Linked DNA regions of Mus musculus: region 1 is linked to region 2. Evidence: chromatin loops called from intact Hi-C (ENCODE). Cell type or tissue: left cerebral cortex. All regions are shown on one strand. Each heading gives the region's core, and the rest is flanking DNA. Links, peaks and the distances in the headings are about the cores only.

The links. Hi-C counts contacts between places; a loop is a spot of excess contacts. Peaks named below come from ENCODE experiments on the same cell type or tissue, not always from the same donor. Only the 100,000 strongest peaks of a DNase experiment are listed, where the experiment ranks them.
Region 1: it touches region 2 in a loop (4-fold over the local background); 6 of 42 quality-filtered maps call a loop at or near these places.

The regions. Positions count from the first base shown.
Region 1 is chr3:104,856,366-104,872,028 of GRCm38, forward strand. Capza1 (capping protein (actin filament) muscle Z-line, alpha 1) reads right to left here and starts at 8,140. Exons shown (of 10, transcript NM_009797.3): 1 at 7,975-8,140. The coding sequence starts at 8,013. St7l (suppression of tumorigenicity 7-like) reads left to right here and starts at 8,141. Exons shown (of 14, transcript NM_153091.3): 1 at 8,141-8,943; 2 at 11,659-11,741; 3 at 14,481-14,646. The coding sequence starts at 8,730. In left cerebral cortex, for the core only: no CTCF peak of the experiment used is centred there; DNase peaks (open chromatin) are centred at 7,565, 8,103 and 8,685; H3K4me3 peaks cover 3,193 bases; H3K27ac peaks cover 1,841 bases.
Region 2 is chr3:104,705,161-104,720,823 of GRCm38, forward strand. No RefSeq gene overlaps it. Among named protein-coding and RNA genes, the nearest start is that of Gm34548, 32 kb to the left of the region's middle. In left cerebral cortex, for the core only: CTCF peaks have their summits at 9,179 (motif pointing right) and 10,009 (motif pointing left); DNase peaks (open chromatin) are centred at 9,195 and 9,953.

The DNA of each region.
Region 1 (15,663 bases), core at 4,800-9,799, 150 kb after region 2:
TACTTCCTGCCATGACAATAATAGACTAAGCCTCTGAACTGTAAGCCAGCCCTAATTGTTTTCCTTTATAGGAGTTGCTATGGTCATGGTGTCTCTTCACAGCAACAGAAAACATAACTAGGGGTGGAGAGATGGCTCAGCAGTCTTGAGTTCAATTCCTAGGAACCACAGGGTAGCTCACTACCATCTGTAATTGGATTTGAAGCCCTCTTCTGGTGTGTCTGAAGATAGTGACAGTGTGCTCACATATAAAGAAAGAAAGAGAGAGAGAAAGAAAAGAGAAAATCTAAGAGAAGAGGATCATCCTTTCTATATGTTTGAGCTACAAGAGAAACTGGCTACATGAGACTCCATTTCTAAAAAACATAAGCAAAAACAAAGGAAAAAGGGTCTCTTGGTCTGGATACAATTTGGTGGTAGCATGCTTTCTTAGCATTCACAAGGCCCTGTGTTCAATTCCCAGTACTGAAAGTTGGTGTTTTGTGTTCTTCTGCAAGTAAGAGAATAATGGAGGGATAAGTAGAAAGGCAAAGTTCCAGAGAATGCTCTAATGAGGATAAAGCAGACAAGCGTAAGAAATAGCTTTGCAACCCAGAACTCCACTTTGCTTGGATTATACTAGCATGTGTGTTGTTTTGTTTGAAATAGGATCTCACTATGCAGCTCTTGCTGGCCTTGAAATTTTTATGGAAACTAGTCTGACCTTGACTTTACTCCCCACCACTGGCATTTTTGTTTCTAGACAGGGTTTCTTTGTGTAGCCATGGAACTCACTTTGTAGACCAGGCTGGCCTCGAACTCAGAAACCCGCCTGCTGGGATTAAAGGCGTGTGTCACCACACTCGGCTTCCATTGACCATCTTATGACTAAGAATAATTAGGCTTAAGTATGAATAAAATCTAAATTATCATGGATGGGACATACCAGTGTCCAAAGACTTACATAACCCAAGCCTGTCAATCAAAACAGGAAACCACTTGGCTCCAGTCCTTAGTACCTATCGTGGTTTGTATATTCTTGGACCAGGGAGTGGCACCATTTGGAGGTGTGGCCTTTTTGGAATAGGTGAGACCTGGTTAGAATAGGTGTGTCACTGTGGGTGTGGGCTTAAGGCCCTCACCCTAGTTTCCTAAGTCAGTCTTCCACTAGCAGTCTTTGGATAAAGACATAGAACTCTCAGCTCCTCCTGCACCATGCCTGCCTGGATACTGCCATGCTCCCACCTTGATGATAATGGACTTAACCTCTGAACATGTAAGCCAGCTCCAATTAAATGTTGCTTTTTATAAGACTTGCCTTGGTCATGGTGTCTGTTCACAGGAGTAAAACCCTAACTAAGACAGTACCTAAGTTCCTCCCTCCTTTAGAAACCACAAAGCAGCCCAGGTGGTAACCTGGAGTCTTTGAGTATTTGAGTATTATTCTCACTCTTGTGGCCAGCTGTAGAGCATGAATGCATTTCTTTTCTTTCTGATCTGTATGATGGTTTCATTTTTGAATTAAATTTTCTTGCACTGCAGATCTTCATGTGCTTATTTCAATTCCTTGAAAAAGACTCCAAGACCCTGGAAACATCAGGTCCAGACCTTGACCACAGGCAGTAAGAGAGAAAAGGAATAGTATATGGATATTGAAATCTAGTTAAAAACAACAACAAACCAAGTAGCCTTTTGTCTTCATTATTATGACTAATTTCCTCTACCTAGGGTTTTCAATTTCATGATCCATATGAGGAGTTTATTTATTTTTGGCAAAGAGATGTAAGAAATTTGTACATTGGACAAAGGAAAGCACAAAGAATGCCTGGTTGTATGTTTTTGTTGTTGTTGTTGTTTGTTTGTTTGCTTGTTTTTTCAAGACAGGGTTTCTCTGTATAGCCCTGGCTGTCCTCAAACTCAGAAATCCACCTGCCTCTGCCTCCCAAGTGCTGGGATTAAAGGCGTGCGCCACCACCGTCCGGGCGGTATGTCTTTTTATTAAGCTCTAAAGGAAAGGACTCATATCAAACAAAGGAAACACTCCCCTTAGGGTCTTGGCAAGGCTCCTTGCAGGGACACATACACAGTTGCAGTGGCACACACAAGGTGTGGCAGCTTATGAGCTCTATTAGGACAACCCTGCTGGGGTAGATGGGGGAGCCATGGGGCTGAATGTTCCCAGCAGTGGCACAGCAGAGCACCAGAGAGCACCAGTAATGGCAGCAAGTGCTCAGACATAAAGATACACAAAAAGGTATTCAAACCATAGAGACTATCAGAAAGTGTACTTTATAAGAGCCAAGAGAGAACCACAGGAATCAATGAATCTTTTTCACACAGTAAAGTCTGTAAAACTATACTATGTTCTTGGTGTTGTGCTAAGCACTAGATAAAATGGCATGATTCCAGTTACTAACTCTGCTTGTTATCAGAGGAAGCACAGGAATGAAGACAATCTAAGAACCTCTGGAACATTTTAATGTTTCAATTTTTAAAAGAAAGATCTTCTTCGCTGTCCTCCTCCTCCTCTTTTTTTTTTTTTTTTTTCCTTTTTCTTTTCCAGAGAGGGCTTCTCTGTATAGTCCTGGCTGTCCTGAAACTCACTCTGTGGACCAGGCTGGCCTTGACTCATGTGGATCCACCTGCCTCTGACTCTGGAGTGATGGGACTAGAGGTGTGCCTAGTGCTGGGTTTTAACTCACAATTCATAGGAAATGGTATAGTACGAAATGAATGGCTGAAAAGCAGACAGACCTGGGGTCTGCATTTTATGACTAATTAATAATAAATACTACCCCACTTAGCATCAAGGCTGGTTCCAATGAAATAGTTCACCATTCTAGAAGAAATCATAATAAACCTATAGTCACGTGGATTGTATCTGTTTAGATTTTGTGTTCTGGTTCGGGATTTTGTAACAAATTATAAGGCTTCTATCACCAAGTAGAGCTAACTAAAGGTATGAAGAGGAAAATGATAAAGTGAATGTTAGCTGACAACTTCCTAGAAAGTTACCAGTGTAAGTAAGACTCAGAGTTTACTTCATCCTACAGGGATTTAATTCATCTAGTAAAGTATGTAATTGAGGATAGCCAGCCTAAAAGTAGATTTTAACAAGCTCCAACAAAGCTCTTAAATCCCAGCTTCTATTTACAAGATTTAAAAACTGTTGCTATTATTAAGGTAGGTAGGGAGTGTGGATGTGTGGATGCCAGAGGACAGCTCTGTGAGGTCATTTCTCTCCCTTCACATTTATCTGTGATCCCGACAGTGAATGCAGGCACCAGGTTTGTCCAGCAAGTATCTTTACTCGATAAGCATCTCTCACTGCCCCATTTATATTTTTTACATCTCTACTACATAGTTTGATAAACTTGTTTCTAGAAGGAGGAGGAGGAAGAGGAGGAGGCGGTGGCTGCAGCAGCAGTTTTTACAATTTACATTTGTAATTCCAGCATTCAGGAGGCTGAGACAGAATGTCAGTTCAAGGGCAGCCTTGGCTACATAACCAATTCTAGGCTAGCTTGAGCTACATACTACGTTCTTGCTTTAAAAACAGAACAAAGCAATTAAACAAAAAAGCTTTTTTAAAAAAGAAGTCCTTAAGCCAGGTGTGATGTGTGACAGCCACATGCTTATAATCCCAGCACCCATGAAGCTGAAACAGGAGTCCCCAGAGACTGAGGGGAGACTGTGAGCTACAGAATGGGACTGTTTCAAGACCCAAATATCCAATGGAACAAACAAAACAAAAACCAAACAAACTCTTACAAATGAGACCTCTGTCTAAATTAAAATCATACAGATCCACTTCTCAGTATTTTTAAAGTTATATGCACATATTTATTTATTAGGTTAAAAAGGAAAAACCATGCTAATCAGTTTTGTTCAATCCTAGAATTCTTTTCACATTGTTGGAAACAAACAAATAAAACATTAAAAAAAAAACAACCAACAAATTGCCGGGCATGGTGGCACACGCCTTTAATCCCAGTACTTGGGAGGCAGAGGCAGGTGGATTTCTGAGTTCAAAGCCAGCCTGGTCTACAGAGTGAGTTCCAGGACAGCCAGGGCTACACAGAGAAACCCTGTCTTGAAAATCCAAAACAACAGTAACAACAACAAGTCAATGCTGAATCATGAAATAAAGAAAACAGGAGAGGCAGAGAACCCAAATGCATCACTCATCTCATACCTCAAACTTCCTAATTAAGCTATCTTGGTCTTGGTAAGCATTTGGAACTAAGTTAACTGAAAAGCACAGGTACCTGGAATAGTTTCCAGAAACTCATTTAAGGGATAAGACTAGAAGCACTTATCCGCCTGTTACTAACCTTCTCACTTCCTGCTTTGTTTAGGACAGCTCATTCTGACCATTTCAGGTAACGATGAAGAAAGGGGGGGATGGGGACAGAAAAACCAAAAAAACCAAAAAACCTTCCTCTTTAAAAGTGATAAAACCTTTACCAGCTGGTTATAAAAATGATTTACTTGCCTTTATAGAAATGCTTGAGAGAAATCAACAGCCTCAAATGGCAAAGTTATGTCAGGGCTTACGGCTTTCACAAAACATACAAAGATAAGATTATTAAATTATTCCTTTTGGGACCACACCATGCATACTTTAAAAAATAAAACAATAACAACAAAACATACCTATCCCAAACTAAACACATTTGAAGTCTTTAGCAACAAAGAAAATGAAAATTCTGGATTTCTTTCCAAGAATTCAAAGTAGAAACTAATGCTCAAATAAGACCTGCAGACCTGCAGACTGGTCCACATGACTTTGCAGATACTGGTGAGTGCTCGCTCTACCACTGACTGACCTACATAGCCAGTCCATCTCCCACCTCCCTTCCAGTTTTTGAGACAGACTCTCCAAGTTTTCCAGGCTGTACTTCAATTTGCTCTGTAGCCTGGACAGACCTTACATTTTTCTATGCTCTTGCCTCAGCTTCCTAAGCAATTAGGATGATAGGCCTTGGTCACCAGGCCAGGAAAGATTTTTAAGATTAGTTTGTACTGCTTGGATAGTGGCTCACGACTATAAGCCTGACACCAATGACCTCAAGACAGAAGAGTCACTGGGAGTTATGTCTGGGCTCCATAGTGAGTTCCAGATCAGCTTGAGCTACAGGATTTGGACTGTCTCAATAAATCAAAATAAGTAAACCTCATCAGGGGTTACTTGCTTATGAATCCCAAGACATTCAAATCAGTAAAATCTCTTCTCAAAACGCACACACACACACCCCAAAACTTTTTTTTTTTGAGAAAGTATTTCATTCATGTAGCCAAGGATGGGCATGAATTCCTAATCCTCTTTGCCTTTATCTCCCAAGAGCTGAAATTATTATAGACAGGTATCACCAGGACCAGCCTTTTCCCCTAGCTTTTTAATCTGTTAAAATCAATCTAAAGATTAGAAGGGAAAGCAGGCAAAGTAGGAAAGAAGCTCAAAAATCAAGAAGTCTTACAAAGTCCTTTCTTTTCCTTCTTTTTGAGACAAGGTTTCTCTGTATAGCCCTGGCTGTCCTGGAACTCAATTTGTAGACCAGGCTGGCCTCAGACTCACAGAAATCCACCTGCTTTTGCCTCCCAAGTGCTGGAATTAAAGATGTTGTACCAGCACCACCACCGCCCAGCAACCCTTTCTTTCTACTCATAGATTTAAAGAGATATGAATGTGCCTGTCAGCTCTGAGGAAAGGAATCTAATAAAACTACAGGAATCTCAAGTTACTAGGGTCTCTCTATGTAGTCCTGGAACTCACTATGTTGACAAGGCTAGCCTTGAACTCAAGAGATCTACCTGCTTCTGCCTCCTGAGTGTTTAGATTAAAGGCATACACCACCATGCCTGGCTCAAATCATAAGGATTTTTACTGTATCATTATACCACATTATCTACACCAATAAAGATAATGTAGTCAATTAAAAACAACAAAGAAAAAAACCTCTATTAAACCCAGAATCGTGGGAGACGGAGGCAGGAGGACAAATTGGAGATCAGTCCAGTCTACAGAGCAGGTTCCAGACCAGCTAGAACTACATAGCAAGAATTTGTCCCAAAAATACAAAACAAAAACTAAAAGCTCTTTACTAAAGTAGGAATAGAATTTATTACAAGTTCCGGGGTAGATTTACTAGTTATGACTGGCTTGTTCTACTATTACTAAAACTAAGCAATAAAGTTAAGTGTGATGGTATGCACCGATAACTGCAGTATTTGAGAGACAGAGACAAGCAGATTAGGGGTTGGGGTCACTCTTGGCTGTATAATGAGATGTTTATATGAGCCAAACCCGACCCAGTCTTAAGAAAAGGAATAAAAACATTCACTCTAGCCGGGCGTGGTGACGCATGCCTTTAATCCCAGGACTTGGGAGGCAGAGGCAGGCGGATTTCTGAGTTCGAGGCCAGCCTGGTCTACAGAGTGAGTTCCAGGACAGTCAGGACTATACAGAGAAACCCTGTCTCGAAAACAAACAAACAAACAAACAAAAACAAAAAAAGAAAGAAAAAAGAGAATCAACACTAAAGTGTTATTTGGTGGCTTTTTAGTTTTTGTCCTACTAATGCTTAAGTTCAAACACAGGATGTTGCACATGCTAAGACTCTACTAACAAACTGCCACCCTGGATCCTGGTAAGTGGTTTATAAAGGTGGTAAGCACCCTTTTCAGCATTTAAAGACAGTGGCTCATTCATACACAGGTGTATGTTAAATTATTCTTTTTGAAGAAGTGATTAAAAATAGTCTGTTCCCCTGTCAACAATCTCCAATTTCTTTTTCGAAGAACCCAGGCAGATTTTATAGAACATTGGAGAGCACATACTTTGTAACAGTCACTGCAGGAAACAAAAGACATATTCTTGTCCCTAAGTTAGCTAATGAGACCATTCTAACTTGTAGCAGCCCTAAGAGTCTGTGTTTATGGAAGAACTAAGTACTTTCCTTTTTGGACAGTTTAGCAAATGTACGTTGTCAGAAAAAGTTATACTATCAAATTTGGAATACACCCTGGTATTTAAAACACTTTTAAAGATCTATGTACACAAACGACACTCTTGACATACCCAGCTATAAAGCACCATAGTAGGTCATCAAAAAAGGTTGGGTGTTTCATCCAAACCGAATGTGTTAAATGTGAGGTTTATTTACGACCCATTTAACCTTTCTGGAGTTGAAAAAAAAGTCGTCTGGCTATTTCTCACTGCTTAACAGGAAGTTAAAAAAACAAAACAAAACAAAAGACTTTGAAAAAAATTATAGTTAAGATTAAGACAGAAGGGACGGAGTCACCTTGGGGCTAAACGTTCACACAAGAGAGCATAGGCAGGAATAAAGGTGCTGGTCAAATTCTTAAGCAAATCCCTTGAGGTTTACTGATTTATTTTTATCCAATTAGTTTAATCGTCAGTAGTAGAGAAAAGATGAGAGAGGGTGTGTATTTCGGTGGACAGACACCACCAGAGGACCTCTCCCTCCCTGACAAGGAGTCCTGACAGCAAAATCACTTCCTGAGGAAGGAGGAGCAAAAGGGAAGTTAAGGAGGCCACTCTGATCAGGAAGTGACTCGTTCTAAACTAACCCCAATCATACCTATAAATGGGGGGATGGGGTGAGCCCCAACTGCCAAAAGCGGTAAAATAACTGCTGCCTGACACGTCCCGACATCACCTTCACCTCCTCTCTTATAATTACAGAAAAGAGTCTAGAGTTAAAAGTCAATCAGGCAAAGTGTCTCCTCTTGAAAGAAGGTTGTGCTCTGTCCAGGATGAAAAGAGTTGAGGACTGGGGGACTGGGGCCACCGTGAGGCAGACGAAAGCTCCTTTAAGGAAGGAAGCGTCCCGGGGCCAGAGGGACTATGCCAGCACCGGGAAACAACCTTCTTCTTCCTGGGGGCACCGCCAGGTTTCTCACTGCTGCCGGCTCGGACCCCTGGGCCCCGTCGAGGAAGGAAGTAAAAGAGAGAGGCGGACCCCTTACCTTCTCTTCATCCGACACCCGATCCTCAAAGTCGGCCATCTTGGCTGCTCTGGCCCAGCCCGGCGGGCCGGCGCGAGGCAGGCCGGGAAGGAAGCTGAGTGGCGGAATCACCGAGGGGCCGTCGGAAGGAGCCGCCCGGAAGCTCAGGCCAAGAGGGCGCCATGTCAGTTCCGCGCGGGTGTGACAGCCTGGAGTCGGCGCTCTAGGAAGTCGGCTTGCCCCTCGGGGCTTTGCAGCCTTAACATCTTTCTCCCTGAGTTCCGGTCACTTTCCCATTCGTCCTGGAGTGCTTGGTGGCGGGCCTCGACTCTTGCGTGGCGTCTGGGCTCCCTCTGGTCATGGAGCAGTTGCTACACCTCTAAGTTTTTCTGATCCGGTTGGTCTCCTGGGCCGCCGAGTCCAGGGCACTAAGAGCTGCTCGGCTCTTTGAGACATCAGTACTTTTCCGACCCCGGCACAGGGCGACAGGTTACCCTCAACCACGTATGGAAGAAAAACCACTTCCCTCCGGCGCCACACTGAGTCCGTTTCCAGAAGAATAAGCGCCACCATCAGATGCTTCCCCGCCCTCCTAGAGGACTAGGTAGCCCCTCAGTCGGCCACCGCGCTCCGCCACCTTCCAGATCTCCAGCCAGTTCCCCAGGACTCAGCCTAGACAGAGGCCAGCTTCAAGTCCGCCACTATCCCAGGATTCCCGACTCCGGGTTTCCGGCCCTTCTCCCCTCCCAGGTCCCGGCGCCTGCCGGAGCCGCAAGATGGCGGACGGAGACTACTTCGCGGAAGCCGCGCGGGCCGTGGGGTGTCCCCATGCACCTGTTCCTGGCTTGGGCCTGGGCCCGCCGCTGGGCTGGAAAGAGCGGCTGAAGGCCGGGTTGGCGAACTCTGGGTCCACGCTGTGGTTCCTGGCGGGGCTGGGGCTGCTTTACGCTCTGAGGGTCCCGCTGAGGCTGTGTGACAACGTGACAGCGGGTGAGAGGCCCAAACCTCCCGGACAGTCGGGGACAAGTGCCAAAGATCAGAGATTCTCGGGGAGACATGGAGGGCTTTGCAGAAGGAAATTGGTGTTGCATGCTCCAGTGGGTTTATTTTTGTCGCTTGGGCCACCTCCACCCGGCAGCTGATTGTTAGAACCGTGCTGCAGTTTCCCGGCCCCTCCCTAGATCGCTGAAGGTTCGCCCTCTCTATTCTGTCTACGCTACCACAGGAAAAGCTACCTGACACGCTGCAAGCTCCAGGTAGTAGGACAGAAGAGAGCATTCCCAGATGTGTACACACAGTTTATAGACATTCCTATCGTTTGCAGGGCCCCTTGAAAAGTCGTACCTCAGAGTTTCCCAGCTGCCTAACTTAAAAGAACTCACACCCAGAAAAGCAAGATAAGCACATCTGTCATACACGATAGAAAATGCTATGATTTTAGTGGACCATACTTTTATTGTAAGACAGTTCGGTTAAGAGACGTTTTTCGTAATATTTTTATTGTGAGTAATAAGATAGTCTAGGAAAGGGAGAGGAGAGAGAAGTGCAGACAACGGTGGGTTTGTTTAATATTTTCCTTCGGCAGTTGTACAATGTTTGTCATGTAGCCTGGGCCAAAGATAAAAACTTGTAAGCAGTGTTGACCTGTGCGGATTCTGCAAATACTATTCCCTGGCCGTAGGTAGGATGAAAAGATGGACTCCTGGATCTTTTGTGGCGTTATTGCAGTATTTTTTGCTGCAGCCTCAGAAGAAGATGGAAATATTTCCTTCTTTTTGGTTTTTCGAGACAGGGTTTCTCTGTGTAGCCCTGGCTGTCCTGGAACTCTGTAGACCAGGCTGGCCTCGAACTCAGAAATCCGCCTGCGTCTGCCTCCCAAGTGCTGGGATTAAAGGCTGTGTGCCACCACTGCCTGGTGAAATATTTCTGTTAGATGGTGACACTGTTAATTTTTCTGTCCTTTGAGAAGGCAGTGGTCTCCCTTTTCTGTCTCATGAGATGACATGAAAGACCATAGGATAATGTTCTAAAATGCTTTTTGTATTTTAGAGTATTGGTACCACATACTGTCTAATTTGTCTGTAATAGGTTGGTGAAGTGTTTAATGGTAATTTGTGTGCTCATTAAAGTGCTATTCATCGAGTTTGTCATTTATTTTTCTACTTCTTCTTGTTGCTTTGAGGCCAGGATGTTGCCAAGACATCCTGATCCCTTGAGCCACTTCTTAAGTGGTGGATTTAGAGGCATATACTAGCTAGCCTGGCTTTAAACCAGGAATGCTGACACATGCTTGTGATCCCAGTACTTGGGCTACTGAAAGTACAGTACAGATATATCAGTTGTTAAAGGCCAGCCTCAGCTACATAGTAAGTTTGAGACCAGTCTGGACTATCTTAGACCATGTTGTGAAAGTGCATTTAGCTTTTTATTCTTATATATTTGCTGAAGTTCTAGTCTAACTTACTTTTACAGCTTGTATTTTAGATTTTCAGAAAAGCAGGCTAAATTATCTCACTGTGACTTGATTTTCTTTTTTCTTTCTTTGACCCTAGATATTGACCCTAGGGCCCTGTACACACTCATTTTGATTTACTTCTTTTTTTTTTTTTTCTTTTTCTTTTTTTTTTTTTTAAAGATTTATTTATTTATTATATGTAAGTACACTGTAGCTGTCTTCAGACCCTCCAGAAGAGGGAGTCAGATCTCATTACAGATGGTTGTGAGCCACCATGTGGTTGCTGGGATTTGAACTTTGGACCTTCGGAAGAGCAGTCGGGTGCTCTTACCCATTGAGCCATCTCACCAGCCCTTGATTTACTTCTTATTTAACTAAACAACAGTGTAAAACCTCACTTTTATATCCATGAGAAGATTCTTAAGATATCAGACAATGGAAACTTAAAGTCACTTTTTAAAAATTTATTAATTTTAATGTGTGTACACTCTAGCTGTACAGATGGTTGCGAGCCTTCATGTGGTTGTTGGGAATTGAATTTTTAGGACCACTGCTCGCTCTGGTCAACTCCACTCTCTCAGTCTCTGCTTGCTCCAGCCCAAATATTTATTTATTATTATATATAGTACACTGTAGTTGTCTTCTGATACACCAGAAGAGGGCGTCAAATCTCATTATGGGTGGTTGTGAGTCACCATGTGGTTGCTAGGATTTGAACTCAGGACCTTAGGAAGAGCAGTCAATGCTCTTAACCCCTGAGCCATCTTGCCAGCCCCCACTTTTGTTTTAAGAACTTTTTCAAATTAATTTCACTTTAGGTATTAATGTTGACAGTTACTGACTTAGGGCAGTCAGCTTAGAATTTTTGAGCTTTGCAATAGTGGGAAAGCTGTCTGCATTCCATAGAACTTTTGGATTTTGATCTTTTCCCAAGCTAGCATTATGATCTCTATGGTACTGGGCAGCAACAGTAAGCCAGTGCTTCCCACTTGCATTCATACAAAGTGGAGAGTAGACAAGCAGTGCTATCCAGGACATTGTGTTGCTAAGTAATGGCAGCTGGAAGGTTAGTGATGTAGCTTACATTTTTTACCTGCAGTATTTTTAGTCTATAGGCTTATTTGAACATAGCCTCATCAGAGCCCAGGCTTCTTTACTGCTTACCTCCATCTGCTGAAACATACTTGCATGATTGCAATGGACTTAAAATTTGTACTTTGTAAAAACTTTAATGTTTTCTCTTTTAACAGTGACAGGGTTTTTAAGTTCACTGACACCCAAGTTCTATGTGGCACTTACAGGGACATCTTCTTTGATATCTGGACTAATATTTGTAAGTAGTTTCTATTTTCTTCACCTCTATTTTGATACTCATTTAAAAATTGTTTATATATTTACAAATCTATAAGTATTTGTTAGGATTTCCAAAATGTGTTTGATAGTGGGAAAAAGTTACTTAGAAACAAGTTTGAGAAATACCATGTTTCCTTGTCATCTTTTAGAGCGAGTGGTAGTATTTATTACATGTTAGGTTTCTTTTTGAGATAGGGTCTCATTATGTAGTCTAACCTGGCCTTGAACCCAAGGTGGTTCTCCTGCCTCTACCTCTGAGTGCTAGGATTACAGGGGTGAGTTACCATGCCCGACTTCATTTACTACATATTGAAAACTTGTATACAGAATGGTAGACGGCTCAGGTGAAGGTGCTTGCTGCCAAGGCTGACTGATGACTTGACACATGGTGGGAAGAGAGAACCAACTCCTGCAAGTCCTCTGATCACTACTCTTGTGTGCCTGCACACTCATAAACACATAAGTGTAATAATTAAAAACAAAAACCAAAATACCCTGCATACTGGAATCAGGGAGGGAGGGTTGGTTGAGATGGATTAGAAGTTTAATGATCAAAGCACCTACGTTATTATTTCAAAATGAATGAGGCCGGGGAGGGGGGGGTGCGGGGGGGGGGGGAGATGACGCGTAGTCAGTAAAATGCTTGCCCTGTAAACATGAAGGCCTGCCTTCAGGTCTCCAGCACTCAGGTAAAGGTGAGGAATGCTTGCACGCCTGGCATTCCAGCTCTGGGAGCTGGAACTCGCTGGCCAGCTAGACCAGCCAAACAAATGAGTTCCAGGTTTAGTGACTGAAGAGACCCGTGACCTTCACACACATGTGCATTACACATGCACAAGTATGTAAACATCAGTCCTTCACGTGGAAATTAATGTCATGGGTTATTCTATAACTACTGTTATCAAATTTTTCCACTTTTCAAATGGTTTCAAGAGAATCTGAATGTACAGAATTTATTACTTTATAAACAGGATCTCTTGTAAGCTAGTTGGCTTGAACTTATTCTGTAGTCCAGGTGGCCTTGACTGCCTGGCCCTCTTCCTTTGCTATATAAGTATTCCCCCATCATGTCCAGTTTATGCAGTGCTGAGACTGGAACTTAGGACCTGTGTATACTAGGTAAGCACCTAACAACTGACTTACATCTCCAGCCCCTGAATATACAGGTTTTATATATAATCTTGCAACATTTTAATTTTGACAGCACTGGGCAGACTGTAACTTATGTCTGGGACTTAGCATTCACTCATTCTAAGCCCCAAGTGTTTCAAAACGCAGAGCTTTTAGTTTGTGTTTATGAGTATTTTGTATTTCTGTAAATACAATGAAGTAAATATCCTGCATATCTGTTATGGGAAGATAATAGTACTCATTTCACAGGACTGGAGGAACCTAAATGAGATAATACATGTAGAAGTTTGTAATGTGAAGGTTCAGGGAACACTTACTGACTGTTGGCTGTTATTCTGTGAAGTCACACAATGAAGGACCACATTTGACTTTAACTCAATTTTTCCTTCAATACTGCTTTCCATTTAAAAAATATTTTAAAAATATGTTCTTCATTAACATCTCTAGGTTCTAGTGTTTCTTATTGTATACTTTGAGAAAATTCCTCTACAGATAATAGTATTAAATATTTATCATGCCATTTTTTTCCTGTTCTTTTTTCTCATCTGTAGGTGGTGCTGTACAGCTTTAGTAGAAATTGCAATATTTCTTTGACATTTTTATTTTTTGTTTGTGATTTTTTTGTTTTGTTTTCTTTTGATTTTTTGAGACAGAGTTTTTCTGTGTAGCTTTGGTTGTCCTGGAACTCACTATGTAGACCAGGCTGGCCTTGAACTCAGAGATCCACCTGCCTTTGCCTCTTGAGTACTAGGGTTAAAGGCGTGGGCAACCACCACCACTACCCGGGTCTTTGGCCTTTTCTAGTCGTTGAGATAAAGTTTCAAAATACAGAGAGTTTAGTTTGTGTTTATAAGTAAGCCACAGAAATACAATAAAACAAATATCTGATGTTCAGATAGTTCAACCTGGGGAAGAACTTGTCTCAGCGATGTTAATAGCATTGCTGAATATAGACCAGTGCTTTGGTTCAGGAAGGATTCTTATTAGGATTCTTATTAGTTCAGTTTACTAGGTAAGGGAACTGAGGCTCTGAGATATTAGAGGTTAATTGGCTTGCCCAGTACAGTTAATAAATAGGGGATCTGGTGTGAAGCTTGGAAGCTTGATCCTAGTTTAATAGTACTTGCTTTAGTTTTGAATTGTGCTGCAGATAGAATCAAATGACAATGAGAGGGGGAAAAGGTCTGCTATAGATTAGATACTCTTCCTTCTTTATTGACACTTCCCACTTTGTAGCTTGTGCTGGCCTGGAATTTATGATCCTCCTGCCTCAGTGTGCTAAGAGTCGAGACTAGAGGCAGGTGTTATCACATCTGACTCACTCTTAGTATTCTTTAATGCCTTTCAGCATGTGTAGAGTGTAGCCTAAGCTTGCCTAAACCTCATGACAAATCTGTAAGAAGGGTATTTCACTTTTACATGGCATCTGTATTTAGGGAATCTTGGGTTTGGGGGTTTTCTTCTGCTCATTCCCTCACCCACCCAAGAGCAGATTGTGCATGTAAAGTGCTGAACTGAATAAGAACACCTCTTCAATTTGTATTTATGAATTGCATTTTAAGTGAAAAATTGTTTCTCTTTATTACAGATATTTGAATGGTGGTACTTCCATAAGCATGGTACATCTTTTATTGAACAAGTGTCCATAAGCCATTTGCGGCCACTGATGGGAGGAACAGAGAGTAGCATTTCAGAGCCGGGCTCTCCTGCCAACAGCAGAGAAAGTGAAACCCTCAGACACCACCATCTATCAGGTGTTTGGTTTTTTGTTTTTGTTTTTGGTATTTCCAGAGTGGTATAGATTGATTTCATTACAGAGGATACAAAAATCAGTCTCAAAACAATAAAGCAGTTTGTGTGTTTATGCCCCCATCACATGTAATGATAGTAGGATATAGGGGCTTAGGGAGGTGATCAGATTATAAAGGTAGAACCCTCATGGATAGAATTAATGTCCTAAGGAAAGATACTCCAGAGAGCTATTTATTCTTGTCACTTTATGAGGAAATAATAAGAAAGTGCCATTTACAAACTAGGCATTAAAACTGCTAGCTCCTTGAACGTGGATTTTTCCAGCCTCTAAAACAATAAGAAATACATCTCTGTTGTTCTTGTCATTGTAGTTCAAATAGGATAAGACACAGAGATAACCTTCCTTCCTGTAAATGCAAGTAAGCCATGGCTGGTGTAGAGCACAGATATCCTCAAAGTCTCAGACCCCTTCTATGTAGCCTGTTATCCCAGACTCAATTGTTTGTTTATTTATAGAGAGTTTCATTATATAGCCCTGACTGACCTGGCATTCTCCCTGTATTCTAAACTGGTCTCAGACTCAGAGAGATCCTTCTGCTTCTGCCTCCAGAGTGTTGAGATTAGAGGAGTGCACCACAATGCCCAGCCAGTGGGCAGTTTTTAACCTGTGGCCCAAGGTGCTTATTCTGGTTTTAGCCATCATATTTACCCTTTAGTCACTAGGAAAACATTCACTCACTTCTCCTAACTCACCTTGCACTCTCCAGAAGTATCTAGCATGCACAAGGCCTCGTTCAATTCCCAACACTACCAAACAAAACATGTGTAACACACGTAATACTAGCATGTGGGAGATTGAGGCAGAAGGATCAGGAGCTGAAAATCATCCTTAGCCAAGTTTGAAGGAGCGCTGTCCTGCATACGAGGGGGTCAAGGTTAAGTGACATCATGAAGGTGGACCCTTGATCTAATAGGATTGTTACAAGAAAGGGGGTGGGAGATTATTCTCTCTCTCACTA
Region 2 (15,663 bases), core at 6,426-11,425:
GATTTATTAACCTGCTCTTGGAAATATGCCTCTAGTCTTGGATGACTGCCCCACTGAATACATCCTTTTAGAATTGTTACATTTTGATGCTTTACATTAATAATGATGTTACCTGTTCTGCTTATGATTCACTGAATACATAGTATCAGAGTTGTAATGCTTGGATGATTTTTATGCTTTACTATGTCGAATGATTTTTGTTGATATTTGTGATTGTTTCACTGGATACAGTTTCTAAGAGTTGTAATGTTTGTTTGTTTGTTTGTTTTAATGTGTAAAATCCCCTGCTTGAGAGCTGCAAAATACACTCAGATTCAAACTGGCTCTGTGTTTGTTTCTGTTTGTCACCACCGAATCCTTACCCACCTAGCTTCAAGGACTCTCATTCCAGGGACCCCCATATCCAACTGGGGTTGTCGGTGGCACTTTCTTTGTTTGTTTGAGACAGGGTTTCTCTGTTGTATCTCTAGCTGTCCTAGAACTTACTCTGTAGCACAGGCTGGCTTGAAACTCAGAGATTCACCTGCCTCTGCCTTCCAAGTGCTGGGACTAAAGACGTGCCACCTCCTGGTGAGATAGTTTCATTTATTTATTTATTTATTTATTTATTTATTTATTTATTTTTGAGATAAGGTTTCTCTGTGTAAATAGCTATGACCATCCGGGAACTTTTTTCTCTTCTTTTTCTCTTCTTTTCCTTTCCTTTCTTTTCTTTTTTTGGTTTTTCGAGACAGGGTTTCTCTGTATAGCCCTGGCTGCCCTGGAACACACTTTGTAGACCAGGCTGGCCTCGAACTCAGAAATCTGCCTGCCTCTGCCTCCCAAGTGCTGGGATCAAAGGCATACACCACCATGCCTGGCTTTGTTTTCTTTTCTTTCCTTCTCTCCTTCCTTTCTTTCCATCAGAAATCCACCTTGGTGCCTTATCTTGGTAAGTGCACTGTTAACAGTGACGTTGAGTCCTGATAACCTGATAACCAAACAGGTGGTCCTAGGACACATCTAAAGAAATTGTGGAAAGAAAGAAAGAAACAGGGCCTAGAGAGATGGCTCAGCGGTTAAAAGCACTGGTTGCTCTTCCAGCGGTCCTGAGTTCAATTCCCAGCAACCACATGGTGGCTCACAACCATCTGTAATGGTATCTGATGCCATTTTCTGGTGTGTTTGAAGATAGCAACATTGTACTCACATACATAAAATAAATAAATAATTAGAGACTGGAAGGAAGGAAGGAAGGAAGGAAGGAAGGAAGGAAGGAAGGAAGGAAGGAGAGAAGGAAAGAAAAGAAAGAAAAAAAGAAACATGGAACTCACCTGCCTGAGATAATCAGTGAAAGGAGAAGTAGTCACCAAGGAAACAGGAAAATGCTTTCCTCCAGGGAATGTGATAGCCTCAGAATGTCTGAACATTCCATTTCTGGGGAGCAGCCAAGGGTGAGGTATGTAGTGGTGCTCAAATATTTGTTGAATGTGTAAGACAGTGAGTGAATAACTGGAGATCCCACCTGGCTTCCTTATCTCAATGCCTTTGGAGTTCTCAGACCAAGGTCCGTGTCATTTGAGCCACCTGGGCATCAACCAGCAACTTTGATTTACTGTCCTGACCATACAACAGGCCTTGTCTTCTCCATAGACAGGCAGGAACGTTCCAGCCCAGGCAGTTGATGGAACAGTATCCATTAGGTGTCCTGGTGCACACTCGGGTGAGGAGGAGACATGCTAGTTTAGAATCTGAGTGCCATTCAACCCTGAGATATTGATGAAACCAAGGTGGTCACCTAAGCTAGCCTCCTAAGCCATGAGCCTGGTGACACGTCCCCTTAGCTCTGATCTCCTCAGTTTTGAAACGACCTCTGAAGCATTTCTGTAACACCACCCATCTGGGCTGGCAGCCCCTAGTACCACCATGTTGGTGCTTAGTGAGCCTGGCTCTCCCAGGCAGCCTTGTACTCCCTCGGCTCCATATGAATCATGCCAGCCTCGGGACTGTCGCCAGGAAGCTGTGCTGGGGTAGTGCTCAGGTGGCAGGACCAAGCACCATGTGTGGCAAGACCTGCTGGTATGGGGTCATGGGGTCAGCCCAAAACTCTGCCTTGGAGCCCTCGTGTCACCCTCCCTCATCTGGCACCCAGCATCAATATCTCTTGTGAGGAAGGGTGAGGATTGAGGTCAGGAAAACCTGAGGTCAAGCCTGTCACTCACTGGCCTCATGGCTCTGGGCCTGTAAAACTAATGCTCCTTGCACATGTGAGTCAGTAGGGTTCAGCTCCCTGCAGCCACTGCAGGAGTTCTGAAGAGAAAGTGGTTTGAGATAGGGGTGGGGCTGGAGGCAGAGGTAGAGGCAGGGCTGAGCCCCAGAGGGTCCTCTTCTCTGTCTGAACATGGGAGGGAAGCTGCTGAGTATCCAAAGCTACCAGGAGCCCTGCTGAGGTCCAGGCTCCACCCATCTGGCTGTGTGCCAGAAGACACAGTGTCATCACAGCTGCCAACTGTCCTCTGGCTCTGAGGTGGTAACTGGGTACCAGACCCTGCTGCAGGAAAGAGCTCACATCTGCATGGCCCTGCTGGCCAGAGCACAACCACAGTAACAGGACACCATGGTCTCATCCCATTTCCCCCTTCCAGATCCCATGTGAGGGTCTCAATATTGATCCTGTCTGCAGGGGCCTGCATGAGGCAATGGCAGAGGAAGTGCAGTCTTTAAAAAGCCTTTGCTAGGGAGAGACAGGAAAGAGGTGGGGGTGGGCTGGGTCTGCTCCTGGGCCTGGTGTGGACAGTGTTATGCCTGGAGGGCACCCGGAACAGTTCCTGGCATTCAACCACAAGAGCTGAGTAAATGTGGACTCCTGTCCCTATTCCTGCTGTTAGTAATCCATGCCTGCAGTGTGCAAGTGCTGTGCTGAGCCCAGGAGGTTCAATAGCAAGTAAGAGGAAGCCACACCTTATAGCAGCAGCATGTAGACTAAGGGGGGGGGGGGGGCAGACAGAGCCCAAAGCAGATTGGTTAGTGTAAAAAGCTTGCAATTCCGAATGTTAAAGGTGACTCCCTGGCCTGTCTTAAATGGGCAGAAGGGACCTCTAATATGGCCAGTGTAAAAATACTCATTTCCACCTTCAGGGGCAAGCACTCTTAACTGCTGAGCCATCTCTCCAGCCCTTTGGGATTTTTTTGCTTTTGTTTTTGCTTTTGTTTTTTGAGACAAGTCTTCTCTGTGTCACCTTCGCTGTCCTGGAACTTGCTTTGTAGCCCAGACTGACCTCAAACTCAGAGATCTGGCTGAGGCTGGCCATTTCTTTGTCCCCACACTCTCAGTTACCTGAGCAGGAAGGGTAACAGTCATGAAGGAGCCCCCAATACATGACTGAAAGAGACTTTCTAAGCACCTAGCACCCCAAGCCACTTTCAGCACAAATCCTTGACATAACCAACCTAATATCAATACCCTCAGGGCACAAAGCCCGGATTACAGCTGCACGCATTCCTCAGGGCCTAAAAGTCAGGTGTTTCCAGGGGCCAGAGGGACCCCACAGTAACTTTCCTTTGAGAAACCTAAAGTGCTGGGTGTAAGTGGCTCATGCCCTAGGTCCCAGCCTCGGAGGCGGAGGCGGAGGCGGAGGCGGAGGCTGGTAAATCTTTGTGAGTTTGGGGCCAGCTTGGTCTACATGGTGAGTTCCTGGCCAATAAGAACTACATAATGACCTGATGTCAAAAGAAAAGGAAAGAAACCTGGAGAGAGGGACCAGTCCGGTTTATAGGCACGTGGGACAGTCCCTTCCCATCCCAGGCTCCATCCCAGGCTGCATCAGCCCAGCTGTGGCCGAGTTGGGCGCCCATGTGGGCCAGATCCACCCTGCAGCCTTGTTACCAGGACCTCAGTTCCCCTTCTTTTCTTGCATTGTCCCTTCACTCCAGAGCTGTCCCCAGCAGAGTCAGGGCTCCTTTATTCCCAGCTGGCTTTCCTCAAGCTAGACTCTCTTCCTCCTACAACCTTGAGACATTTTCTCACCAAAATTTTAAAATCCAGCATTTTATGCATATCCAAGATTAGGTATTATTTGGCCTCATAGGATCTCCCTAAAAAATACTGGAACATGAGGAAAAGGCAGGACCGGGTGTGTGCTTCTAGACTGCTGGGTTTACAGGCATGAGCAACTACCCCTGGTTTTAAGTAATGATAGGGAAATGAACCTAGGGTCTAGGGCATGATAGGTACTGTAAGACCCCCAAAGCTGGGCCTCCGCTCAAGTCCTGGGATGAGCTGGCCAGCACTCCAATGACTCGAGAGAAAACCACACCTGATGCAAACTGCAAGAGGTTTTATTATCAGCTAGCTGAGGACGAACTCCTTGCCCTGGCAGGGCAGGGTAGTTCGACCCAGAGCGGTAACAGTAGGGGGCTTTTAAAGGAAAAGTGGAGAATTAGGAGGAGTTGGGAGGAGTCTGGCTACAGCTCTTCTCTGGGGGTGGGGGTGTCCTTGGCACAGGGAGCCAGGAAAGTGCCTGGCTAGGTCTTTTTACAAATATCTTATCTCTGATTGTAAGGTATTGAAACAAAAAGGCTTTTGCTGGCTATAGAGAACAAAGAGCTTCTTTCTAGCTGTAGTTTTAGAGATCAGGGAAAACAAGCTTGGGGGAATGTTTTAGGGGCTTTACCTTCCAGGGAGAAACGCTCTAAATTGGGGTCTCACAGTACCAACTGAGCTACATCACCAGACCCACAAAACTACTTTAACTAGCTAGCTAGCAAGATAGTTTTTTGAGACAGAGTTTCTATGTGTAGTCCTGGCTGTCTGGAACTTACTTATGTAGCCCAGGCCAACCTTGAATTCAGAAATCTGCCTGCCTTTGCCTCCTGAGAGCTGGGATTAAAGGCATACAAATCACTGCCTGGCTCGACAAAACTAAAATAGTTTTAAAATAAAGTGTTAATTACAGCTGGGGTCTATAGAAGGGACACATTTGTAATCCCAACATATCATAGGTTGAAGCAGGAGGATTTAGCAGGAGCCTGGGTTATATAGTGAGCTCTAACCCAGCACGGGCTAAAGTGAAGTCTTTTCACAAAACTTTTTTTAATATGAAATAAAATGTGATTAGTCCATGAACCTGTCATGCACAGGAATTAGAAATCCAAACAACAGCTTCTGTTTTCTTTTTATCCCAATGTAAAAGGTAAATTTTAAATTTTTATATGAATTTTGAATTTGAAAAATTGCTTGAATTTTGTGGGTTTTTAGTCTTCTGCCACATCAGTAGATGTGACTAAGATGTTTGTCTTACTTTTTTTGTATTGAAATGGTCTTTTACAATTACATCGTTTGTTTGTGTGATGTATATGTTGGAGGTCAAAGGACAACCTTCAGCATTTAGTTTTCTCCTTGTGGGTCCCTGGGATAGAAATGAGGTCCTTAGGTTTAGAGGTAAACACCTTTACCCTCAGAGCTGTCTCACCAGCCCTAGCTTTGCTTTTTGACCTTTGTAGATGTGGCCGGCTAGATGCAGCTGGCAGGTGCCTCAGACATCTAAGCCCCACAGTCCCTGCAGTCCCGTCCCCTGAGCTCAGGCTGGAGAGCGCAGCTCTTCCTGCCTTCCTACTTCTGGGTCATCTTAGCTTCTTTCGTCATCTGCTCTTGTCCGTGGATGTGTGGAACATTCCCACTCCTTTGTCCACCTCTGCTGGGGCACGCACACATCTCTGCGGCTTCTCTGTAAGGAAGAGGTTGGGTCTCATGGCGAGCAAACCTTCCAGCTTCAAAGGTAATGTCAACTTGTTTTCCAAAGTGGTTGCACCAATTCACACTCCCGAGTGCAACCTGCACAAGATCCTGCTGCTGCACGTTCTCTCTGAGGCGTGTGTGCTGGTGGTGGTTGGGGGCAAGGACTCAGGTGCCTGGGGAAGAAGGGAAGGTGGAGGGTGCAGGGGCTGGCAGTGGGAGGAGCCCACTCAGCTTGGCTGGGGCCTGGAGAAGTGTGTGGCTGGCCCATCTGATGAAGACTCACTAGAGAGCTTTAGTTTTGTACTCAATGGCACTTAATAGGCCCAGGAGACCATTCTGTCCTGGTGAGATGTGCCTTTCACATCCCAAGGATGTCAACACAGTCCTAATAAAAACGATTCTTTAAATGTCTTTCCTTCCTTCCTTCCTTCCTTCCTTCCTTCCTTCCTTCCTTCCTTCCTTCTTTCCTTCCTTCTTTCCTTCCTTCCTTCCTTGCTTCCTTCTTTCCTTCCTTCCTTCCTTCCTTCCTTCCTTCCTTCCTTCCTTCCGTCTTTCCTTCCTTCCTTCCTTGCTTCCTTTCTTCCTTCCTTCCTTCCTTCCTCCCTTCCTTCCTTCCTTCCTTCTTTCCCTTTCTCCTCCTCCTTCTCTCTCTTCTTTCTCATCTTTTTTTAAAGGAAATATATATATATCTTGTGTATATATCATGGGACATATGTGAGGATCAGAGGAAATATGAAGGAGTTGGTTCTCTGCTTCTGTGCCCTCAGAGGCCAGAAGAGGTTTTTTGATTCCCTAGAGTTAGAGTAACAAACAGACCATTGTGAATTTCCCAACATGGATGCTGGGAAGAGAGCGCCCGTCCTTTGAAAGAGCAACAAGAACCCTTAACCGCTGAATAACTGCTCCAGCTCTGTGCTGGATAGTTCTAGGCCAACTTGACATGAGCTAAAATCATCTGAGAGAAGGGATTCTCAATTGAGAAAATGCTTCCATAAGATCAGTCTGCAGGCAAACCTATAACACATTTTCTTAATTAGTGATTGGGGGGGGGGCCCAACCCATTATGTTGTCCCTGGGCTAGCAGTCCTGGGTTCTATAAGAAAGCAGGCTGAGCAAGTCAGAGGAAGCAAGCAAATAAACAGCACCTTCCATGGCCTCTGCATCAGCTCCTGCCTCCAAGTTCATGCTCTGTTTGAGCTCCTGACTTCTCTCTGTGATGAACAGTAATGTGGAAGCTAAGCCAAATATACCCTTTCCTCCCCAAGTCGCTTCTGGTCTTGGTGTTTCATCGCAGCAATTGAAACCCTAACTTGGACAACCTCCACCTTTGTTTTCTTACCATGTTCCTGCTCCCCTCTCTTTGGAAAAATGGAAAGAAACAAACTGAGCATATTTTAAATTCTGATCTCCATCATTCTTAGCAGAGCATTAATTAATTGCTTATCCATGGTAATGAAGAGCTAATTACCTAGTGTAGAAAGAAGAAAGGAAACATGAGTATGAATTTTCATCTGGGCTCCCGTGTGACGGAAATGAGAATGAGCTGCTTGTGCTTGGAGCTGACCATCAGTGATTAAAGGAAGAGCTACGGTCTGTTCATGGGCCGCATCTTAGGACTGGGAGGAGGAAGGGACAAGGTAGGCTTAGCCATCTCCTCTTAGGCAGACACAGGGATTAAGAAAGCTGGAACACGGGCTGGAAAGGTAGCTCAGTGGTTAAAAGCACTGACTGCTCTTACAGTGTGCTTAGGATCAATTCTCAGCACCCACATGGCAAATCATAGCTGCCTATATAACTCCAGTTCCAGTGGATTTAGTGCCCTCTTCTGGCCTCCATCAGTTTTTGCACACACATGGCTTATGAAAACACACACATGTACACAATAGATAAACAAAACAAAGAACCCACCCCCCCACACACACACACAAAGATCCCTGCCTAATGACCTTTCTTGCTTTGGCTCACTGCCATTAAAGTGTCACATTGGAACTGTGATTCCAACTATGATGCTCTGCAGACTGCAGAAAGGCCTTCTAGGAATGCAGGACACATTCCCAGCTGCAGAGGGTACTGCCAGCGCTTCCCAGGCTGATGTGCATATGATGACAGATCAACAGGTCACGCTGGTTCCTGAGTTCCCTGCAAAGTCACCTGGGGCTGGGGTCTAGATTACACCAGCTTTGTCTGCTCTTTAAAAAAAATTGTTAATTATTTTACGTGCATGCACATTTTGCCTATATGTGTGTCTGTGTACTATGTGCCTGCCAGGTACTCAGAGAGACCAGGGGAGAGTGTCAGATCCCCTAGAAGTGGGCTTACAGATGGTTATAAGGCTCAAGTGGATTCTGGGAATTAAACCCAGGTCCCCTGGAAGAGCAGCCAGAGCACTTAACCAATGTGTCATCTCTCCAGACCCTTTTCTTTGCTCTGACCCTATGGATGGTGACTACTAGTGACTAGTAGTTTGATGTTCTTGCCTTGACTTCTCCACAACGATGTACACACTGATGATATAAACTCTAACCTGGAATTGACTTTCTCCCCTAAGTTGCTTTTTATTAGAGTGTTGGCTACAGCAGCAGAAATAACTCTAGGTCATGGCCCCGTCCTCTTCCAACATAACCTTAGGAACCAACTGTTCTGACCTTTGGAGGTTCTTCTACTGCTCAGCTTCTCTGTCGGCAGAGACAGCAAAGGCTTCCCTCAGGACAGACCAGGTCCAGAGTAAGGTGAGGGTAGTCTCTGGCTTCCAGATGCCTTCATTGTCCTTGGACACGTTAAAATGTCCCCATTGAGGCACAGGGAGAAAGGCCAAATAAAGTGCTTGCCTTGCATCAGGACCTGAGTTTGGTCTCCAGAACTCAAGTGAACAAGCCTGGTGTGGCGGTGCAGTTGGAATCCCTGTGCTGGGGGGTGGGAAAAAGTCTGTCCTTGGGGTTTGCCTGTCAACCAGCCAAACTACCTAAGAATTCCAGGCCAGTGAGAGAGACCCTGTCTCAAAAAACCAAAGTGGATATCACCTAAGGAATGACACCTGAGCTTGTCCTCCGGCTTCCACACCTATGTGCACACACATGCATGCACACCTGTACACACATATGCACACCTGCTCACACACATATGCACAGTCATACACGAGCGCACACAAATGGCACTGCACTAAGTCCTAGATGATGGAGTCATTGACTCACAGTAGAGGGGTCACCCAACACCTGAGCACTGTTTCTGTAAGCAGCCTGGTTTCTATGGGCTCTCTTGCTGGGTCTCCTTCAAATGTGTCCTCAGCTTGATGCTGGATGTCTCTTAAAACAGCTGTGGTCTCTGAGCTCAGGACCAACTCACTGAGATTGTGTTAGCCCATGTGATTCAGGAAAGGCCAGTGCGCTGTTAATTAAATAGTCATCTCCAGGGACTCAGGATGACACTTCTCTGGCCAAGCTGGCTGATTCCTGCTATTGCTCCAGTCACCGGTAGATGGCACTGTTCTCCCACAACAGATGCCTGCTCCCGCCTAGCTGGCCAGGCTCACCAAAGCTGTCAGCCCTATGATTCCTTGGAGACAGAGACACCCCGTTCCATGATGCCAGCTGTGGACTGTCACTGAGGCTGCGCTCATGGTGCATTTGAAGACCCTCACCAAGAAGATGTCACTAAGAAGAAGCTAAGCACTGGCAAGAAGCTAGGTCTTGGGGGTCCAGTCCCTGCACACACCTGTGTGGTTTGTCTTTCTGACAAGGAAGAGCTGCTTTTGGACTCTAAAAGCCCAATTTCTGCTGCCCCAAGAGATGGCAGTGCCATTTCTAACCCCAGGTGAGCCCGTGCAGTCCAGCAGGGTGTCTGGCAGGAAAGCAGAGGCCAGGACCCTTTCCCGTTCTGGTAGCTACACTGGGTTCCCGGATCTCCAGGGGCTTCTTGGACCTAACGGCTAATACGAGAACTGAGAGGTGAATGGAGAGCTCAGGTCATGGGAAACAGCACGCCTTTCCCTGGGATAGGCTCAGTCTCTGGATGGGGTGGCAGGCTGTGCGGGGAGGGAGGGGATCTAGGTCCCAGGCACCAGCTGTGACACAGCCCTGTGTCCTTAGGCAAATAATTTAAAGTTTCTGAATCTCAGAGAAAAGCAAGGGAGTCATATTCCATTTGAGACGCTCTTCTAACGCCCTGCTGTGGGAGACATGGGAACAGAGCAGATTCAAACTGCAGCAGGAGAGGTTCAAGCTAGATCTGTGAAAAACATCCAGGCTGAGCAATGTAGTGATGAACTGGGACAGGGAACCCTGCCAACTCCACAGTGCCACCTACAGGCTGGAGGACTGAAAAGGAAAGACCAGGCCATGATGTCAGCTGCAGTTCTGGACGTGCAGAGTAACACCAGAGGGTTGGCCTCTAGGAGATAGGATGAGGGTGTAGCAAGAAAAGAGTAGCCCAGGGGTTGTTGGGTATGACGCTCCTCCCTCACTGCGCTTACGGGTTAGAAGCTTGGTTTTCAATGTGGTGATGTTAAGAGGAGATCAGGTAGGAAGAATTTAGACCATTTGGGGTGCTGTCCTGAGAAGGGATTAAAGCAATTCTTGTGGGGTTATGAGAGAGTCATTACTGAAAAGCAAATCTGCCCTCTCTCTAGTCTCCATTTTGCCTTGTGAGGTCCCTCTCTCCTTTCTCTCCTCCCTCTTAGGATGCTATCTACTGCGATATGGAGTCGGAAGTATCTCATCAGAGACTAAATAGATGGAGTTACCAAATCTTGGAGTTTAAGCCTCCAGAACTGTGAGCTAAATAGACCTATTTTCTTAACAAAACATCCAGGCTCATGGATTTCATTACAGTGATAGAAAACAAGCCAGAAGATCCCCATAGAGCAAAGTAAGCAGGCATGCTGAAGGCTAAAGAAAAAAAATTGTTCTCATCTGGAACTTAGCTTTTTTTTTTTTTTTTCCAGTTGGGTCCAGAAGCCAGGAGGGAGCAGAGAGGAGGACAGGATGGTGGACTTGTCCAGGCTGCAACCAACAAACATGTACCAAAAAGATGCAGAGAATCAGGATTTCCAGCCCGGCCTGAACTCTACTGAGCCACATACCACAGAGCATATCCTCCTGTGGACCTTGGAGACTCCCGAAACCGTATCTCCATCCTGACTCTTTAATAGTCCCCACCCTACCCCATATTTCTCAGGAATCTACAGTAACCAGCAGTTTCTGGGTGATCCACAAAAAAAGCCTCTCCAGGTCTTTGAGGGAACCATAACTCTTCCCTGGGCTGAGAGGTGAGGGCGGGGCTGAGTCTCTGCATGGTTAAGGTGACACCTGTGGGTGCTGGGTTAGCCCAGCTCCAGCGTCAGGGAAGGAGGGATGAAACTCCTTCCTGAGAGCCTCTTGGCCCCACAATTAGCTGAATAAAGGTTTGATACATTCAGCAAGTGTTAGCAGAGAAGAGCCCCAGGCAGGGCAGGGGTTGTTTCCTAGGACCCAGGCCGAGGGGATGACCATGACCGAGGGGAACATCAGTCTGCTCAGATATGTGGCTTCTCAGAGACTGACTGGCAGGAGGGAAACGCTGTGGCCCAAACCAACACCCAGACCTATTTAAAGCTTTAATGTTACAAAAGGTCTAGGGGTGCAATGAAGAAAGGAGGGATAAATAATTCAGAAAGCAGAAGGAGAGACATTGCCAGTTCTGATGGAGGTTCGTGCTGGCTGAATTCGCAGCTGCACCCAGCCTCCCGGGAGAGGGTGCAAGCCAGGACAGAGGCCGGCTGGCTTGGCTCTCAAAATGTTTCTTGCAAACCTTTCCTCTCACCTCCTCCTCCCTTCTCAGGGCCCTGTGAGGTGAGGCGTTTCAGATGGGCCATGCTAGCCTGGAGCCCAAGACCCCTGACCACCAGCCAGCCAGCCTTGTTCATGCCTCAGACTCCTGCACCCTGTGGGATCCAGTGAGGGACACAAAACATTGCTGCTTCTGGAGTAACCAAAAAAAAAAAAAAAAAGACCTGTGGGAATTTTGGGTTTTGTCGTGTTTGTTTTGTTTTTATGTATATGTGATTGTATGAGTGTGTGGGTTTTTTTATGTATGAGATTTATGTGAGTGTGTGAATAGGTATGTGTGAGTATGTGTGTACATGCAGATGCCACAGCACACTTAGGGAGATCAGAGGACAATCTCCAAGGCCAGTCCTTGCCTTCTTTGTTTCTGTTGTCCCCACTGGGTCTGGCCTTCCCCAGCCCACGAGCTTCTGAGGATTCAGCTCTTTCTTCTCATCTCTCTTCTCATAGGAGCTCTGGGATTTCAGAGTCACACAACTGTGTCTGGTTTTGTTTACATGGGTGTTGGGGATTTGAACTCAGGTCATCGTGTTTGCACAGCAAGTATACTACCCACTGAGCCAAGACCTGGTTTTCTGAGAGTAACTTTTGTTTTTTAAGATTTACTTATTTTATTTATATGAGTACATTGTAGCTGTCTTCAGACACACCAGAAGAGGACATCAGATCCTATTATAGATGACTGTGAGCTGCCATGTGGTTGCTGGGATTTGAACTCAGGACCTTCGAAAGAGCAGTCGGTGCTCTTAACCACTGAGCCATCTCTCCAGCCCTTCTGAGGGTAACTTTATACAACTGTGTGATCCTGGCAAGGTTTTATATCCTCTCTGGTCCCTCAGAGGCTTCACTTTTCTTTAGGATAAAGATGTGAGCATCACCAGCTGGACTGATGCTCCTGGCATATTCCCATAATGCCAGCTCTTGGAGGGCAGAGGGTGTTTAAGGTCATCCTTGGCTACTTAGTAAGTTCAAGTACAGGCTGGGCTATACAACAGACCCCCAACCTCTAGTTTTGGTTTTTCAAGACAGGTTTTCTCTGTGTAACCCTGGTTATCCTGGAACTCACTCTGTAGACCAGGCTGTCCTCAAACTCAGAGATCCACTTATCTCTGCCTCCCAAATGCTGGGATTAAAGGTGTGCACCACCACCACCCTGCAACCTGTCTCTTATATAAACACAAAATAATAAAAATGAAAAAAATTAAACTTATCCAGTCTGATAATCTCTGTTTCTAGGCTGTAACTAGGAGATAAGAAGAATCAGAGTTTACCTTGTGAATGGTTTGAATGGAGAGGAGATCACTTGCATTGTGTTCCATGGGGACGTGTCCTCTGCTTCCTGCCTCCTCCCCCTCCCTCTCCCTCCTCCTCCCCCCTCTCCTTCTCCCCCTCCCTCTCCCTCCTCCTCCCCCCTCTCCTTCTCACCCCCCCCTCAGTTCAGCCCAGGGAATCCGGACAAGAAAGTTGCTCTGTCTTAGTTTGAGTTTCATTGCTGTGAAGAGACACCATGACCACAGTAACTCTTATAAAGGCAAACATTTCATTGAGGCTGGCTTTCAGTTTCAGAGGTTTAGTCCATTATCATGGTGGGAAGCATGGCAGTATGCAGGCAGACATGGTGCTAGAGAAGGAGCTGAGAGTCCTACATCTTGATCTGTAAGCGGCAGAAAAGGGACTCTCTGTCTCATTGACTGTAGCCTGAGCATATACAACCTCAAAACTTGCTCCCACTGTGACACTCTTCCTCCAACGAGGCCACACCCACTCCAACAAGGCCACACCCACTCCAACAAGGCCCTGTGTCCTAACAGTGCCACCCCCTATGAGCCAAGCATTCAAGCACATGAGTCTATGAGGCCATACCTAATCAAACCACCACATCTTCTCTTCATCTTAGAAACTCATTTGGAAAACAAAAATCCATTTTCCTAGCTTTCTCTTGTCTAGACCCAGAAGCCAGAAGCTTATCAGTGTTAATGAAGCCAGGACCTAATTATTGAGCATACTCATGTTAAAAAGGGCCTTTCAAATCATGCAGAGAGCTAACACACTCAGAATAAAAAGGAAAGGAAAGCTGTTATCTTGAAATGCCTGGGCTCCTACCTGGGCTGAACCTTTGAAGCCCTTATGGGTAATTAGGTGTCTTCCAGCACTGTACAGTCTCAACCCTGCATGGGGAAGATGTCCCCTTCAAGGCAGAGGGGTCATCAGAAGGGACAGCTTTCAACTTTCTGCATGTAGTTCTCTTCCAGCTTGCTTTTTGTGAACATTCCTGGTGACCCCTGGACCCCATCAGATCCCATTGTCTCGGATTCCCTTTTATTTATCAAGAAAAGCCATTGTAGTCTGAGTCTACAACTGATTATTCTAGAAGCCTTAAAGACTCCCTGATTTTTCAACCAACTCACTCTGAGCTGAGGACTGCTTTTCTGGGAGGAAATGGAGAAGATGGCAGAGTGTTGGATTAGATTTGCTCAAAGATTGGACGGGGAAGGGGATAATGACAGGCAGAAGCATCTAGGATGAGCCAAGAGTTTTTAGTTGAGCAGGTGGGTGGGTAGTGGTACCATGTATTAAGATAAAGAAGACAGGGCTGGTGAGATGGCTCAGTGGGTAAGAGCACCCGACTGCTCTTCCGAAGGTTCGGAGTTCAAATCCCAGCAACCACATGGTGGCTCACAACCATCCGTAACAAAATCTGACTCCCTCTTCTGGATTGTTTGAAGACAGCTACAGTGTACTTACATATAATAAATAAATAAATCTTAAAAAAAAAAAAAAAAAAAAAAGAAGACAGCTGGTCATGGTGGCCCATAGCTGGGATCCCAACACTTAGGAGGCAGAGGCAGGGGCATTACTGCAAGTTCAGCCGGCCAGGAGTACATAGGGAGACTATGCCTCAAAAAGAGAGCTGGAGAGATGGCTCAGAAGTTGACCACTGGCTGATTTTTCAGAGGGCCCAAGTTAATTGCCAGCATCCACATCTGTATGTAATTCCAGTTACAAGGGACCCAACACCCTTTTTTAGCCACCTACAGTACCAGGCACACAGCAGTGCACAGACATACATGCAGGCCAAACACTTCTACACAGAAAATAAAAATAAATACATCTTCTTTTTAAAAAGAGAAGGGAAAAGAGAGACTGAGAAAAAAATGGAGGAGGGAACAAAAGAAGCTTGTTTTAAAGAAGAAAGCATATTTAGAAAATTATGTTTGTCCTGGTAAGTTCAAGGTAACTGTTGGCAGACTCAAGGATCTAATACTTTATATCTGGGCCTCAAGAATGGGTCAGCTCTAGAGGTGTATAATATACAATCGACTGAAACTACCTCCTGAGACTGTGCACAGAGGCAGTGACAGGCCTGCGGTCCAGGGCTATCCACCATTGAGGAGACAAAGAGAAGATGGGCCAACCAGCTGCTGGGCTGGCCTGCTGTGCTTTGTGAAGAAGCAGTGAGGGACAGTCTCCCGGGAGTCAGTCTTCTCGTCTCCCTGTATTAGTAGAACCAAACAGGCTGCCAACTAGTGACACAGAAATGTGTCTGTACAAGTTCCCACCCCATCATCGCCGTCCTGGTGGAGAAGGATGGGAAACATTAGTTGAACAAAAAACCCATGTACTGAGGTATCTGAATAGTGTCTAGAGCTAGCCTGAGTTCTGGGGCTTTCTCCCATACTCCTCCTGGGCTTTGGATTGCTAAGGGGCTGCATACGGCCAACCTCATGGGATGCAGGCAGGCAATGCAGAGAACTTCGCAGGTGGGGAAGCAGAGCAAGTCATCAGGTCCCAGATTGAAATGGAGCTGGTGCAAAATGCCAGGGAAAGATGCTTCCAGGGCAGGCACAGAAGGAAGATGCTCCCAGGGCGGGCACAGAAGGATCTCAGTGGACCTGAGGATGATGAGAGGGAGGGAGGTCAACACTCCCCATGGGGAAGACAGGAAGGAACTGGGACTCCACAGAGCTCAGAGGGCTAGCTCTCTTTCAAGCCAATTGTTCTCAGTCACTGGCTGAGTTAAGAAGGAGACAGGGAGGGTTTTGTGGAATTAAATAAGCTGCCCTTGCCTTTGCTTTCAAGCCCCCTCAGGTTAGGTCTTAATGGAGGGTGGGAGACAAGACTCCATTA